Regions from separate parts of the Homo sapiens genome. Here region 1 is linked to region 2. Evidence: read pairs that join two places in POLR2A ChIA-PET (ENCODE). Cell type or tissue: Panc1. All regions are shown on one strand. Links, peaks and the distances in the headings refer to the core of each region. The heading gives the core; the rest is flanking DNA.

Region 1 (8,465 bases), core at 361-8,360, 94 kb after region 2:
AGTTGGGATTACAGGGGTGCACCACCATACCTGGCTAATTTTGTATTTTTTGTATTTTTTTTTTTTGAGATGGAGTCTTGCTCTGTTGCCAGGCTGGAGTGCAGTGGTGTAATCTCTGCTCACTGCAACCTCTGCCTTCCAGGTTCAAGCGATTCCCCTGCCTCAGCCTCCTGAGTAGCTGGGACTACAGGCACGGGCTACCATGCCTGGCTAATTTTTCGTGTTTTAGTAGAGATGAGGTTTCACCATGTTGGCCAGGATGGTCTCGATCTCCTGACCTCATGATCCACCTGCCTTGGCCTCCCAAAGTGCTGGGATTACAGGCATGAGCCACTGCGCCTGGTCATTTTTGTATTTTTAGTAGAGACAGGGTTTCTCCATGTTGGCCAGGCTGGTCTCAAACTCCTGGCCTCAAGTGAGTCCTCCCAAAGTGATCCCATATACTTTAAATTATCTCTAGATTACTTATAACACCTAATACACTGTAAATACTAAGTAAATAGTTGTTATATTGTTTTAAAAATTTGCATCTTTTTTTATTTTTAATTTTTTAAATGGTGTCTTATTCTGTTGCCCAGGCTGGAATGCAGTGGTGTGATCATAGGTCCCTGCAGCCTAGAACTTCCGGGCTCAAGTGATACTCCTGCCTCAGCCTACCAGATAACCGGGACTACTGGTATGCAAAGCCAAGCCCAGCTAACTTTTTTTCTTTTTTTTTTGTAGAGAAAGGGTCTCACTTTGTTGCTGGTCTTAATCTCCTGGTCTCAAGCAATCCTCCTGCTTCAGCTGTCCAAAGTGCTGGGATTACAGATGTGAGGCACCTCACCTGACCTATTTCTATTATTATTTGTTGTTATATTGTTATTTTTATTGTTTTCTGAATATTTTCAATCCATGGCTGGTTAATCCAAGGACACAGAAGACCTACTATACTTCTATGAGATTTTTAATCACCCTGATTAAGTTAGCCATCTGTTTCCTACCAGGAGCCTGACTAATACATGTACTAAAAGCCTTATTTTTTTAAAGAAAGTCTCCTCATTTGGCTGGGCGCAGTGGCTCACGCCTGTAATACTAGCACTTTGGGAGGCCAAGGTGGGTGGATCATGAGGTCAGGAGTTTAAGACCATCATGGCCAACTTAGTGAAACCTCGTCTCTACTAAAAATACAAAAAAAAAAAAAAAAAAAAAAAAGCCGGGTTTGGTGGTGTGTGCCTGTAATCCCAGCTACTTGGGAGGTGAGGCAGGAGAATCACTTGAACCCAGGAGGCAGAGAATTCAGTGAGCCGAGATCGCGCCATTGCACTCCAGCCCAGGTGACAGTGCAAAACTCCATCTCAAAAAATAAAATAAAATAAAATAAAATAAAAATAAAAAATAAAGTCTCCTCACTTTTGAAGCTCTTTCTTCTTTAGGTATTTATCTATGTATTTCTAACTAATTTGCTTATGCCATTCTTAGATTTTTCAATTTTAGCCATTATCTGTTAACTTCCCATCAAGTCAATCGCACAAAGGTCAAGGGTACAAGTGCAGGTTTATTATATAGATAAACTTGTGTCATGGGGTTTGTTTATACAGATTATTTCATGAGGTATTAAGGCTAGTACTCACTAGTTATTTATTTTTCCTGATCCTCTCCCTCCTTCCACCCTCCAAAAGGCCCCAGTGTGTGTTTTTCCCTTCTTCTTCTTTTTTTTGGAAACCAGAGTCTGTCACCCAGGCTGGTGTGCAGTGGCGCGATCTCAGCTCACTGCAACCTCTGCCTCCTGGGTTCAAGGGATTCTCATGCCTCAGCCTCCTGCGTAGCTGGGATTACAGGTGTGCGCCACCATGCCTGGCTGGTTTTTTGTATTTTTAGTAGAGACAGGGTTTCCTCATGTTGGCCAGGCTGGTCTCAAACTCCTTGGCTTCAAGTGATTCACCTGCCTCAGACTCCCAAAGTGCTGGGATTACAGGTGTGAGCCACGGCGCCCAGCCTGTTGTTCTCATCTTGTGTACAAGTGTTGCCATCATTTTGCTCCCACTTATAAGTGAGAACATGTGGTATTTGGTTTTCTGTTCCTGATTTAGTTTGCTAAGGATAATGGCCTCCATCTCCATTCATGTCCCTGCAAAGGACATGATCTCATTCTTTTTTATGGCTGCACCAACAACCTTTTTATGGAGCTTAAGAAACTGATACTAAACTTCATACAGAAAGGCAAACATACAAGAATAGCCAGGAAAATACTAAGAAAAGAAAAAAGTCACAAGGGGGACTTGGCCTACCAGACATGAAAACATACCATAAAGCCTTTACAACAGTAGAGTATGGTAATATGGATAGACCAGTAGAAAAGAAAGTCCAGAAGTAGGACCAAGTACATATGGAACTTTAGTATGTAATAAAGATGGTGTCTCAAAACACCTGGGCCAAAAGGATTTTTAAAATAAATGGTACTGGAACAATTAGGTACTTAGAAGAAAAAGGTAAAAGGAGATCCATACCTCATACCATCGACAAGAACAAATTCCAAGTGGATCAAGAATCGATCAAAAAAAAAAAAAAAGAATCGATCGATCTACCTACCTACCTACCTATCTATTTATGTATCTATCTATCACCATACACATACTATTTTTAAAATGAGTAAATTTCTCTTTAATCTGGGGTAGGGGAAAGCATTCTAACTATAACTCAAAATTAAATAAAATGAAATAAAAGATTGATAAACTTGACTACATAAAAGTAAAACCTTTTGCATAGGAAGAAACACCATGAACAATGTAAAAAGACAATTAAAACCTGGGAGAAAATATTTGTAACACGTATCTCAGATAAAAACCTTACATCCATAATATTTAAATAACCATAAAAGTTGAGAAGAAAAATAGATCAAAACTCTTCAATAGAAGAATGGGCAAAAGACATGAACAGAGAATGTATCCCCAACAACAACAAAAAAGATGATCTTTAAACACATGAAAAAAAAGTTCGTTTTCACTCATAATGAGAGAATTACAAATTAAAACTACACTGAGATACAATTTCTCACTTATCAGATTGGCAAAAAGTAAAAAGCGTAATCACAGAGTTTGTTGGCAGGCTGTTGGGAAACAGGCACTCATACAGTGCTGGTGGAATGCAAGCTGGTATAATCTCTATGGAGAATTTCACAATAAATATTTAACACACATACACACGCACAGTGCACATGTATTATTTTTTGACCTAGCAACCTTACTCCTAGGAATTTACCCTGAAGATAAACCTCCAACAATACATACATACTAGGTTATTCATAGCATCATTTTTGTAAAATTACAATATATTGGAAGTCACTGACATGCCCATATATATGGCATATGAGTATTATGCAGCTGTTTAAAAAAGGAGAAAGATTTCTATGAACTGATACAAGATCTCTTGTTAAAGGAAGAAAACAAAGTGGAAAAGAGTATTGGCAATATGCTACCATTTTTGTAGGAAAGGAGGAAATATGCATGTATATGTTCATTTGTGTAAAAAGAAACAGGAAAGGCCGGGTGCAGTGGCTCATGCCTGTAATCCCAGCACTTTGGGAGGCCGAGGTGGGCGGATCACGAGGTCAGGACATCGAGACCATCCTGGCTAAGTCGGTGAAACCCCGTCTCTGCTAAAAATACAAAAAAAATGAGCCGGGTGTGGTAGCGGGTGCCTGTGGTCCCAGCTACTCGGGAGGCTGAGGCAGGAGAATGGTGTGAACCCGGGATGCGGAGCTTGTAGTGAGCCGAGATCGCGCCACTGTGCTCCAGTCCGGCCGACAGACCGAGACTCCGTCTCAAAAAAAAAAAAAAAGAAAAAGAAAAAAAGAAACACAGGAAAGAGAAACCAGAAGTTAATACAATTGTTTACCCTCAGGGATTGGGTGGAAATGAACTGGACAGAATAGAAGGAATGGGGAGGGGATGGAATTCCTCTGACTATACATTCTGTGTTTTGCAATCTTGTTAATATTTTACTTAACAACAAAAAGAAAAACAACTAGGATGGCGGCGGGTTGGGGGGGGGGCGGTGGTGGTGGGAAATAAAGTAGAAAAAACAGAAGCGGCCTGGCCTGGTGGCTCACGCCTGTAATCCCAGCACTTTGGGAGGTCGAGGCAGGAGGATCACGAGGTCAGGAGTTCGAGACCAGCCTGGCCAATATGGTGAAATCCCATCTCTACTAAAAATACAAAAATTAGCTGGGCTTGGTGGCGCACACCTGTAGTCCCAGCTACTTGGGAGGCTGAGACAGAATTGCTTGAACCTGGGAGGCGGAGGTTGCAGTGAGCCAAGATTGTGCCACTGCACTCCAGCCTGGGCAACAGAGTGAGACTCTGCCTCAAAAAAAAAAAAAAAAAAAGAAAAGAAAAAGAAAAGAAACAGCAGAAGCAAATGAATCAATCCAATTTTAAGTGTGTAAGATTGAATAAGTAAATATATTGTAGATAATGGGAGCCAGGTTTCTCACTATTGAAGGCAAGAGTTACAAATATGAAAAGTGGGAAGGAGAATCTTACAGTGTTTCACTGGAATCAGAAGTATCAGTGTGGGCTGGGTGTGGTGGCTCACGCCTGTAATCCCAGCACTTTGGGAGGCCAAGGTGGGTGGATCACCCGAGGTCAGGAGTTTGAGACCAGCCTGGCTAACATGGTGAAACCCTGTTTCTACTAAATAAACAAATATACAAAAATTAGCCAGGCGTGGTGGTGGGCACCTATAACCCCAGCTACTCGGGAGGCTGAGGCAGGAGAATCCCTTGAACCCGGGAGACTGAGGTTGCAGTGAGCTGAGATCGCACCACTGCACTACAGCCTGGGTGACAGAGTGAGACTCTGTCTCAAAAAACAAACAAAACAAAACAAAACAAAACAAAGAAAGTATTAGCGTGAACTTGGGATTTTTTTTTTTTTTTTTTTTTTGAGACGGAGTCTCACTCTGTCACCCAGGCTGGAGTACAGTGGCATGATCTCAGCTCACTGCAACCTCTGTCTCTCGGGTTCAAGCGATTCTCTGCCTGAGCCTCCCAAGTAGCTGGGATTATAGGTGCCTGCCACTATGCCCAGCTAATTTTTTTTTTTTTTGTATTTTTAGTAAAGACGGGATTTCATTATCTTGGCCAGGCTGGTCTTGAACCCTTGACCTTGTGATCCACCTGCCTCGGCCTCCCAAAGTGCTGGGATTACAGGCGTGGGCTACTGTGCCCAGCCCAAACTTGTGATTTTTAATACAGCACTAGCCAGAATAGACAGGTGTAGGTCTATGTGTGTGTTTATGTATATAATCTATTACCTACCTCCTTCAACTAAGAGGGTGTAGAATCAATGATATTCCTGTAGCAGTGAGCATATGTAGCATGCAGATCTTGGTTTATAAATACTAAAAAGTACCTAGACTCCTTGGATAAGTGGTTGATTATAGGCAAGGCAGATAAAGTACAAACCTAAAATAGTAACAGAAGTTCACACGTGCCAGCTTGAAGGGGCTGTTGCTGGCCAAATCTGAGACAATTTGAGCATCAAAATACTTACTAATAGTAAACATTGATGTCACTTTAAATACAATAGGAATCCAGGCCAGGAGTGGTGGCTCACGCAGCACTTTGGGAGGCCAAGGTGGGCGGATCACCTGAGGTCAGGAGTTTGAGACCAGCCTGGCCAACGTGGTTCAGAGTGACAGAGCCAGACTGAGCAAGACTCCATCATAAAACAAACAAAGGAAAAAAAAAAAAGAATCCATTTGTCCACAGTGATACAATACATGGGATGAAGGGAAAGCTCTTACAGTAGAAAGTCAACTAATAAATATAAAAGAAATGATTAAATCAGAATCACCGCTTGTCAACCCTAATAATAATCCAAGCAAGACTCAACACTAGATACTAAAACTCGTGGTTGAAATTTTGATGGGTAACAGAGCATCTACATAGTTTCAAAGTATCTCCCCAAGAGATACTTAGTAATTTTACAATGAAGAAACCTGATACATACTGACACACTGTCTTAACCAAGGGAGCAAAGTTAACATCACCAATAATGGGACCAATCAACAAGTGCTTCCAGACACAATGCACATTATCTGACCACAATTATAACCTCTGTGGCATTCCTGCAAGACAATACAGCACATAAATCTAATCATACGAAAACATCAAACTCATATTCAATGGCATTCTACCAAATAAATAGCCCGTAGTAATCAACATCAATGTCATGAAAAACAAACAATGACTGAAGAACTGTCCAAATTAAAGGAGAGTAAAGAGACTAGGTAACCATACACAACAAATGATTTGGGCTTTTTTTTTTTTTTTTTTTTTTTGAGACGGAGTCTCGCTCTGTCGCCCAGGCTGGAGTGCAGTGGCGGGATCTCGGCTCACTGCAAGCTCCGCCTCCCGGGTTCACGCCATTCTCCTGCCTCAGCCTCCCAAGTAGCTGGGACTACAGGCGCCCGACACTACGCCCGGCTAATTTTTTGTATTTTTAGTAGAGACGGGGTTTCACTGTTTTAGCCGGGATGGTCTCGATCTCCTGACCTCGTGATCCGCCAGCCTCGGCCTCCCAAAGTGCTGGGATTACAGGCGTGAGCCACCGCACCCAGCCTGGGATTTTCTTTTGCAATAATATTGACACAATTCATAAAATTTGAAATTTGAAGAGTCTGCAGATTACAGTATCAATGTTTATTTACTGGTTTTTATCATTGTACTGGGAATAGACTTTTCTTTCTTTCTTTTTTTTTTTTTTTTTGAGACATAGTTTCCCTCTTGTGTCCAGGCAGGAGTGCAATGGCGTGATCTTGGCTCACTGCAACCTCTGCTTCCCGGGTTCAAGTGATTCTCCTGCTTCAGCCTCCCGAGTAGCTGGGATTACAGGCACGCGCCACCACACCCTGCTAATTTTTGTATTATTAGCAGAGACGGGGTTTCACCATGTTGGCCAGGCTGGTCTCGAACTCCTGACCTCAGGTGATCCACCCGCCTCAGCCTCCCAAAGTGCTGGGATTACAGACGTGAGCCACCGTGCCCGGCCTAATTTTTTTTTTAAGCAGATACAAACTGAGGTATTTAGGCATATGATTCAGAGAAACATAAAAGATAAAACAAATGTTAACATTTGGGGAATCTGGGTAAAGAGTATATGGGACTTCTTGTAATATTATTGTGTATATATACACACACATATACTTTTTTTTTAAATGTAGATTCTGGGTAAGCATATTAAGAACGTACTGTAAAACAAAACAAAAGAAAAATAGATTCGTGGGCTTCTACCCTGAAAATTCTGATTCAGGAGTTCTCATGGTAGGTCTTGGGAATCTGTATTTTTGAAGGTTTTCTTGGTGATTATAATGCACATCTGACAAGAATTAACCTCTGTCTCGAAGTAATAAAAATGTAACTAAACATCCATGTACCTGCCACCTACTTTTAAAAAACAAAAATTGGCAGGGCTTGGTGGCTCACGCCTGTAATCCCATCACTTTGGGAGGCTGAGACTGGCAGATCACCTGAGGTCGGGAGTTCGAGACCAGTCTGGCCAACATGGAGAAACTCCCTCTCTACTAAAAATATAAAAATTAGCCGGGCATGGTAGTGCATGCCTGCAATCCCAGTTACTCGGGAGGCTGAGGCAGGAGAATCACTTGAATCCAGGAGGCAGAGGTTGTGGTGAGCCAAGATTGCGCCATTGCACTCCAGCCTGGGCAACAAGAGTGAAACTCCGTGTAAAAAAAAAAATTAAATTAAAAAAACAGAAATTCTATCTGTGCCCTTCCACCTCCCCCTATTCCCTTTTCTCCCTCCTTAAAGGTAATCATTATCCCCAATTTAGAGTTTGCTGTTCCCATGCATGTTTTTGTACAATTATGCCACACAAATGTGTCCATATCAACAACAGAATTGCTTTGCATGTTTTCAAACTTTGTAGAGATCAGCTGTAGTGGCTCACACCTATAATCCCAGCACTTCGGGAGGCCAACGAGGATGGACAGCTTGGGCTCAGGCATTCGAGACCAATCATAGGGAACATGGCGAAACTCCCATCTCTTGCAAAAGTACAAAAAATTAGCCATTGTGGTGGTGAACACCTGTAGTCCCAGTTACTCAGTAGGCTGAGGTGGGAGGAATCTTTCAGCCTGGAAGGCAGGGGTGGCAGTGAGCTGAGATCATGCCATTGTCCTGCAGCCTGGGTGACAAAGCAAGACCCTGTCTCCGGTGGGTCTGGGGGGCAGGGAAGAAAGAAAGAAAACTTCGTATAACCAACATCCTTCTATAACTTTTCACTTAGCATATGTTTGTTTTTGTTTAGGTGGTTAATGTTGACACGTTGCCTATTTTATTTCATCCAGAAGTGAGGAAACAGTAATGATTCCAGAGAAAATGAATAAACATGTGTCCCCTTTGACTCAATATATAGTAGTCAATTTATAGCTATGCCACAATGTACCAGTTTTATTGTTGA
Region 2 (8,465 bases), core at 298-8,297:
TTAGGTTTATCAGTCTCTTGAAACCCGGTTGAAATATTTTTTTCTTGGTTTTAAACAAGAATGCTTTAATATTGTGGATATTGTCTGGAACTAGAACGTGACATTTTCAAGCTGACATTACAGGTGATTTTATAAGGTAAGTACTACTGGTTTTGCCAAAAGGTTGAAAAGGAATTCAGGTGGTGGGGGAAGTGTTAATGGGATTTGCCTTACATAGCGTTTTTTCCTCCTTTCTCTACAATAAAATCCGAACGTAGGTGGTAAATATTAATGCTTTCATAGCTATTTTGCCCAGGACAAGGGCAGAGCTACAGCTGTGTATATTTCTTGAGCCTTAGCATTTTATGTTGATCAGTGTTTTTACATATGCGACTGTTTTTTTAACAAGGCATGGTGACTGATGTTTAGGAATTTTAAGTGTTTTGACCCAGGTTAGTATTGGGGGTGTGGGCTATGTAGAATTAGATATTGAAATCACTTAGTCTTGTTTTTAAACTGCAAACCAAAAGAAGTTCTTCACTGTAGCAAATTACAGTCTTGAAATTCCCCCAAAATCTTTGCTTTGAATTGGGTTTTGGAGGTTACATTGAGATTGATGTTATCAACATAGATTGTTACCTGACAGTTTGGATAAGGGGCCCCTTTTTCTCTAATTTTTGTGGTTAGAAATTAGGTTAAAAGGTAGTCTTCTGAAAAGTCAAAAGATATTTATATTTGCTTTTGTTGGGGAGTACTGACTGTTTTATGAATGTAAATTTAACAGTCTGTGCTATATTTACAAGAGAGTTTTTATAAGCACAGGCCTACAACTAATTTCAGATGATGTTTTTTTCCAGACACTATTCTCCAGTTTTTGAGGATTTACTTATCCATTTACTCTTCTGGTAGACAGTTTGGCTGCCAGAAAAAAATATAGTCCTTATTATATTGATATGAGCATTGACCTTTCCATAACAGGATTAATGAGGTTTTCTTTGCCCCTGTCCCTCCCAATTTTTAAAATATTGCCTTGTCAGTCAACTTAATGAGTTTGTGCATGTTTAATGTTAAATGGATTCTAGTTGTATCCCCTAGAAACATTTTAACAAAAATTGTGTTGATAGGACAAGTTTCTGTTTATTTCTAACTAGGGTCTCTTAACTAAATGTACATAACATTAGCCCAAGAGTTGATCTTCTGGTTTTATAAAGTAGCCACTTGAACTTAGCTGAGTTGAATTAAATCTAATATTTATAATAATTTAGTAATGGTTTTGTTCTTAGACTATAAGAGAAGGAACCAGGTTAGGAAGGGGTAATGAAGTAACAGCAGGAAGGTATCCACATTGAAAACAGTTGTGATAGCTAGAGCTATGGCCTCTATTCTTGTATCTTCTGCATCTAAGTGCCCTGTCTGTATCGAAGTTTTAGGAGGCCCTAAGGAAACCTGCTTGGGCATTCTGATTCCATGATTACATTTGTGCTGCCAGAAAACATTTCCCATTGCATTTTAGTGATGGAGATTTAAAGAAAGCCAATTACTGTAACTCCCTTAAATAAAAACATATTTAAAAATTTTCGGATTAAATAAACAATAATTGACTCTAAAACTAGACTGGAAATTATCCTTTTGTTAGGAAAGACATCACAGCACTTGCCAGATTAACGATGGTTGTCTTTATGCCCAGATAGGTATAAAGACTTGCAATTTTTTTAAACAAAGCCTTACATTTTTTTCAGGAGGAAAAACCAGGAGAGGAAGTAATTGACAATAAAATGAAAGATCATCAAAGTGAAATGTAGGATAACAAGAAAAACTAGCATGTTTTATGTAGGCAGTATTTTATTTTGTTTAGTATGTTCAACAGACATTTACAGATCAACTAAATTCAATCTTTTTAATTATTTGAGGAGGTGAGCTGTAATTTAAATAGTGCCACCTTTTAAAGTAGTATTTCTCCTTTGGACATCCAGAAGACTTAATATTTTCTAAATTGAGGGGGAAAATGTACAACAAAACTCTTTGAAAATACCAGTGTTGGATTCAAGTTTGTTCTGCTTTCCTTCATAGCTACTGGCATATTGTAGGTGGTTGACTTGATTTTGTCTTTTTATGATTCATACTATAAAATCTCACTAGAGCAGCTTTTCCAGGGGGTGGGTTACACTTAAGCTCCAAATTGTCAGGTTCCCTGACACCGTCTTTCTGCAGAGCTCTTTAAATACAGTACAAAAATGTGTGACGCTAAATACGTTTCTTTATCCTATCTAGACAAGTCACAATACTGTAAACCTCTTCAACCCTGAGCGTTTGTCATTGTACAAATGAATTGTCCGTGCTTTCCTTTCATGCACTTATGTATTAATGTGTCACTTTTTGACTAGAGGTGTGCTTTTGACACTTAACCTATTTTCTATTGAATATAATAAGAAGTGTGAAATGTAACTAATAGTTCTTAAAATGTTAAATGAACAGTAAATGTTCAGTGGCGCACTTCACATTCAACTTAAGCATGATAAGTCTATTTGGAGTAGAGAAATGAGATTACCATATATTCTAGAACCAGCAGAAAACTATGTAGTTTTCAGTTTTTTGAGCTGCATATTCTAGTTTCTTTTTTTTTTTTTTTAATCCAAATCAACAAAGGGATTTTTTTTTTCTAGTTTCAGTTTTGGCACTGGATTTTATCCTGGAGTTTTAAAATATTCTTCATCCTGTTCTTTTTCTATTAAGGTTAATGTTGAAGAAGGAAAATGCGGAAGTCGTCATTTGACAAGTTTTATAAATGAGTATTTGAAGCTCAGGAATAAGTGAAGCTGAAATTTGAAAAAATAAAAGAAAGAATGCATGCTAATTATCAGACCAGAAGTCCCACTTGTAGAATATTGAGCAATTTGTGTGAAGTGGGGAAGATGAAAGAAGTCAGAATTTGAAACGGAAGAATGAAGAAAAGAAATAAAAATGAAGTTAAGATAAGAAGTAATCTGGAATCAGAAAGCACTACGCTAAGTAATTACTAGTCTGTTTATGTGTCCCTGTATATTTTGCTAAACATGCATGCATTATTTGTTTAATAGAGGAAAATATATACAGGGTAAAGAAGTGCCTTCCAGGGGAAACGTTTAAATTAGGTAATTCTGATTTTAACTGCTTAGTTAAATGATTGAAATGCAATTTTTAAAAAATATTTAGTAGTCAAGCACCAGGCAGCAGTGAGCTCTCCAGCATGGGTAACAGTGGGCTTCATGTTGTCCTCTCTAGATAAACTTTACCTGTCTAATGTTGCTGGTCCTGGGGCATGAGCGAATACCTCCAGGGTTGGAACTGGTGGTCTTTGCCACCTCCCTGGACTCTTAGATTGCACTGTCCCCTTTCCTTCAGTACTGAGCAATGTATAGTAGAATATTTTCTGTTAAACCATTTTCAAAGGAATGTCACCAGGATGGTTATGGAACCAAACCCCCAAAATCCAAACAAAGCATTGAACAAAATAGTTCCCTTTGGCATTAGTGTGTTAGTTTTTTCCATATGGCACTAGTGGAAATCTGTGAGCATTTGGGCCCTAAATTTAAGATGCATATTTGCTAAATACACAGGGATGGTTTTTCAAATTCTGTTTCTGTTTAATGCCTATTTCAGCTGATTGACTAGGATTACTGATAAAATACCGTAGCTTCCCCTTAGAAGAGGTGGGTCACACAAGTGAACAGGATAGCTAATACAAATTGCAGTAATGGCAGATGCTTTCATTCCTATTTCTCCTTTTTTGCTATCAACATTTAGCTATTGTAATGTTAGAGGTAACGGTTACAAAGTAGCTTTATTCTGGTTACCTGGTATCCCTTGCACTTATTGAGAAATTCAACCCAAAAGCTGTCCCTTCTTTTCTGTGTGTTTTGTTTTAGCTGAGTAGAAGGGTCAAGTGATTGGTGTAATGTTACTTTCAGTTGAATGAGACAAGTACACATATCAAAAATAATACCCAGTAGTAGTCAGCCAGCGGTTTTCTACCCAGTTGAGAATGCCAAGGGTATCATGTCACACATGTCTTCCTGAAATAAACTTTCTCTGAGAGTTGTCAGGTCTTCATGCTCTTGGAGAAAGTGACTTAAATGGCATTTCTTGGAGAATCCATTTTCTGATGCTTTCAGGCCTGTTTATTTCTATATCTTGCAAGCAGAAGAAAATTTTCTCTTAAGAAGTTTTGCATTCCTTTGTCAAATTTCTTGCCATAGATAAACTAATGATGATAAATGTTATTTTATGTTCCAAATTACTCAAAGAGCAGGCAGGAAACTGAGGTAAATGTGTGAATGAATATTACATTTTAATTCCAAGCCCATGGATTCTTTTATCAAGAAACCTGACAGGTCCTTGGGGTGCAAAAGAGGAAAAGACCTCTTAACCCCCAGCCCACTAAAGGAAAGAAAGCAATTTGGAATCTGGTTATGACCCAAGCTGGATAGACTTAAGGTGAGAAAACGTTGCTAGTGGACCATTGTGTCCATTTGTTTTTGTTTTCCCCCTTGACCAAAGCATCTGTGGGTCCTAATGTGTCTCCTCCTCGGGCCATAGGGAAGATGAGGAGGAGGCCGGCTTCTGTTCCTGAGAACAGGCAGTGTGTGAAAGACTGCCTTAATCAGAGGTCTGATTAATGCTAAGGGGAGTCAAAACAAGGAAGGGGATGACAGTGTTTCAGGAAGATAACCTTTGCCAAGGGAAAAAAATGAGTAGGAAGCATGTAACTTCTGAGGTTGACTAAGTCAAGTAAGTCAGACTTAACTAGTATGATAAACAGTGTTTTAAGAGATGCAGTGTTTATGAGCCACTATTTTAAATCTAACAAACCACATTCAGTTTTTAAAATAATACAGGGATTGGATGGTTAGTCCTTTCAAATATGTTTTTGTAAGGTGGTTGCTGTTCTCAGAATAGGGAGATGTGGATTATTTTGTTGGAAGGCTAAGTGTGTTGTATTTTTACTTGATGTATTCCCTTTAGGTTTTGTATTAGGATGTGGCTGAGATCCAGTCTGTGAGAGCTTGATTGATTTCCTGAGCATTTTTTCAGGGAAATTTTGGTTTTATTCATGCTAATTTTAGTTTCATGGTCCCTTTTTTTGAGGCAGTGGTGTCCAGTTCTGTCTGTTGGTGTGGTTTTAATGTGTTGACCATGTCAGCCCTGAGAGTGGAATTTGAAGTATGCTTAGATTTAGGGACTTCCCCAACTGGTTTTTATAGCTTTACCTGTCTGCATTGAGATTTAAAGTTAATTATGCTTTTGATTTGGGTGCTAATTTTAGGTCTTATTTCTTGTAGGCAAGTTTTATTCCCTTGCCATATGTATTTCCCAGCCAGTTAAATGGCCAAAATAACTTCAGAAAGCTTTAACTTCTTTAAGAAAATATCCCTGATAAAGGATCGAGACGTTTAGGTGTTACCCAAACAAGTGTCAGTATAGAAAAGGAAGCCTTTGCATTCTGGTATTTCCCTTATTCCTGGCCCAAGAAATGATTGCTTACAAAATATATCTGCATAGTCCGTTAGTTTTGGAGGCTGAGTGAAAACTCCTGTGATTTCAGAAATATTGTATCTGTGATCTGCTAGATTTTAAGGAGAAAACTTCATTAAGTCTTATTTTCTAGGTTAGGAGTACTGTCTCTTCCCTCAGTGGACAGGCTGCCGAAGCATCTTAGCTTAGAATAAAGGTTTTTCTGTTAAAGCCAGGAGCTTAAAGAGGATCTTGACTTGACCCATTCTTCCTTTATACTCAGATTCCTGGGCTGACTGATTTCTGTTAACTACAGTTACTTTATTGGTAGTCTTAACTGTTACTGTGAAACACCCATATTCTGCTTTCACTTCTGGAGAAAATTGTTTCATTTCCATAGAGGTAATCTTTCTAGTGTTGGAGTAAACAGGCTTTTAGCAACTTTTGGGTTCCCCATTTCTATATTCTCACCTATGTTAATTTTTGCCTGTGGTAAAAATAGCAAAAACTACACCCTCATTTTTGAGACTTCCTCCTTTGTCCATGGAGAGAAGGGAAGTGTCCGTTCAGAATACTTGATAGGGAATTCCAAGGGATTGTTGTTAATTGGAAGCCCCAGAGCATCACTACATCCTTTAACCATTTCTTGATGTTAAAGGCAGCTGTTCATATATTTTTCTTTTAATCTTTTTACAGTCAGTCATGGAGGGAGGTAGAGGGGAAAGGCTGTCACATTTCATGTCACCCCACCATGTTTTATAATGGCTTTGAAGTCATTTGAACGTTTCTAGAGTCGTCTGGGGCCTAGAGACCTGAACTCATTTTACTGGATGAGTTAGCCTTTCCTTCTGTGTTAAACCTCAAACCTTAATTTGTCTATTCTGTGTTACATTATAAATGTTTTCCCTGAGCATCAAAGGATCATCCAAATTTTCTCCATTATGTTGTAAACCACAAAACTATCTTCTAAAGTGTTTTGAGCTGTAATTTAGAATAATCCTCTACTGTCCTTTCAAGAATGTCCAGAATACTCTGAAGATGTATCACACAAGGAAATCTCTTGTGATTTTATCTGAAAGCTTCACCTTTGATTCATGCCATATAGTGACTTACTGTAATACTGCTTCCTTTTGAGTCTTGCCATTTCTGCTCTCTGGAGTAGAAAGGCTTACCAGGCTTTACTTTGTCTAAGTTTGATAACCTAAAATAAAGGTTGCCTTGATAATTTTACCTAGCTATCAGACTGACTAGGAGTAGGTTCTGTCCTTTCCTCATCTACTGTTTTGGTGCCTTGGCAGAACTTTTCCTTGGTTTCATTACTTAGTATACCCTTTTGTTGATTATGTGTCTTTAGCTCGTTGGTGACCTAGTTATCCTGGTTACCATTCCTTTGCTATTTTTCATTACAAATCCCCCCTTAACCTGCCAGCCAATCCCAGTTTTGGTTGGGAAAGCTATGAGTACACAATGTTTACCTAAACTTTGGCTTTTGTATGTAGTTTCTGTACTCTTTTGCTTCCTGGGCCCTAGGTTAGGAGCTCCTGATTTAGCTGCCTGGTTTTGATGTGTACTTAAGTAACTAGGTAAGTTAGGTTAATTCCTGGTTTTCCATAAGTTTGCCCTGGCTCATCTCCATTTAGCTGGAGAAGCTGTGGAGGATCTCTGACACCCTCTCTACTCTTATTTGTGTGTAGTTCGCTGTTCTGTTGTAGCTCCATCTGGTTGCTTTCAGTTTTTTAGGGGGCCTCCCACCATGGTTAGATGCAATAGGGTTTTACAGGGTTTAGTGTCCTTCAAGCTAGCCTTTGCTTTCCACTAGGTTTCTGCTTTTCTCTAGGATTTGAAACTGAGATCATCATCTTTATCTCTTATCACTGAATTATAAGTAGTAACTTGAAAGGTCAAGGTCTTTTTAAAAATCAAGCATTTTTTTAAGTAAATTATATAAATTATATAGGATTTTGTTTTATTGATTGCAACTTGATTGAAATAGGTATAAAGTATAGGTGTCATAGTTAATAAGGTTCCGCCTCACCCTAGTCTTTATGGAGTAACATTCTGAAACACAGTCCTTGGACAGTTCCCTTAACTGCTTGACTTTGGCACCCCTTTCTGAAGGAAGTGGGGTCAAATAACTCTTATCCCTGCTCCAAAAAGGTGGAAGAAAGGACAAGTTAATTGACTTATGTCATTTGGAGCAATGAAACTATTAACACCAGGTATATTCAGTTCCTGCCCTTACCTATATTTTCTTATCTTGGAAGGGGATTGCTGTCCCTCACCATTTATCTCACAGCAGCTTATTTGTTTTTAAAGTTGCCCAGAAAGTGTGCAAATTAAACTTTTAACATCTACGTGTAGGAATCCCGTTCTGCTTCCAGAAGTGGAAGTGCTCACGGATCGGGGAAATCTGCAAGGCATACCCCTGCAAGGTCTCGCTCCAAGGAAGATTCCAGGCGTTCCAGATCAAAGTCCAGGTCCCGATCTGAATCTAGGTAAGAAAGACTGTCTTGAGATTTCCTCGTTACTCTTAGCTCTGAAATTGGTGCGTGTTTTGTAAACCAGGAAGGTAGAGAGGGTTAGATTATTTGTTGGCCTATTAAATATTGGTACTAGAAGTGAACTTAAGTTCTGGGAGGCAAGACTAAAAGCGGTTAAGAGCCTGGGCTTTTGGAGTCAGGGTTTTCTATTTTTGCTGGTTTGGGCAGATTAACCTTTCAGCTTTAGCTTCTTTATAAAAGGCAAATTAGTAATACAGTACCAGTTCTTCAGGGTTGTTGTGAGGATTTACTAAATGTAAGTAAACTGCTTACTAGTATGGCAAATATACTGCAGAACATTGGCTTTCAGTAATTAGAATTCTTGATAAATAAGTATATATATGGTGCGCTTTTTTTTTTTTAATGTTGGTCAAAAGTAGGCTATATATACATCCTGGTTTGCCTGGGGCGATACCATTTATGCCTGTGGTCAGGCATAATTAACAGCACCCCTTT

What was found. ChIA-PET counts read pairs that join two places held together with the same protein. Peaks named below come from ENCODE experiments on the same cell type or tissue, not always from the same donor. Only the 100,000 strongest peaks of a DNase experiment are listed, where the experiment ranks them.
Region 1: POLR2A ChIA-PET joins it to region 2 with 12 read pairs; 17 of 35 experiments call an interaction of 5 or more read pairs at or near these places.

Annotation. Positions count from the first base shown.
Region 1 is chr3:185,832,284-185,840,748 of GRCh38, reverse strand. No RefSeq gene overlaps it. Among named protein-coding and RNA genes, the nearest start is that of IGF2BP2, 11 kb to the right of the region's middle. In Panc1, for the core only: no CTCF peak of the experiment used is centred there; no DNase peak of the experiment used is centred there; H3K4me3 peaks cover 575 bases.
Region 2 is chr3:185,926,100-185,934,564 of GRCh38, reverse strand. It overlaps TRA2B (transformer 2 beta homolog), which reads left to right. Exons shown (of 9, transcript NM_004593.3): 2 at 7,831-7,964. Among named protein-coding and RNA genes, the nearest start is that of TRA2B, 7.7 kb to the left of the region's middle. In Panc1, for the core only: no CTCF peak of the experiment used is centred there; no DNase peak of the experiment used is centred there; H3K4me3 peaks cover 740 bases; H3K27ac peaks cover 1,063 bases.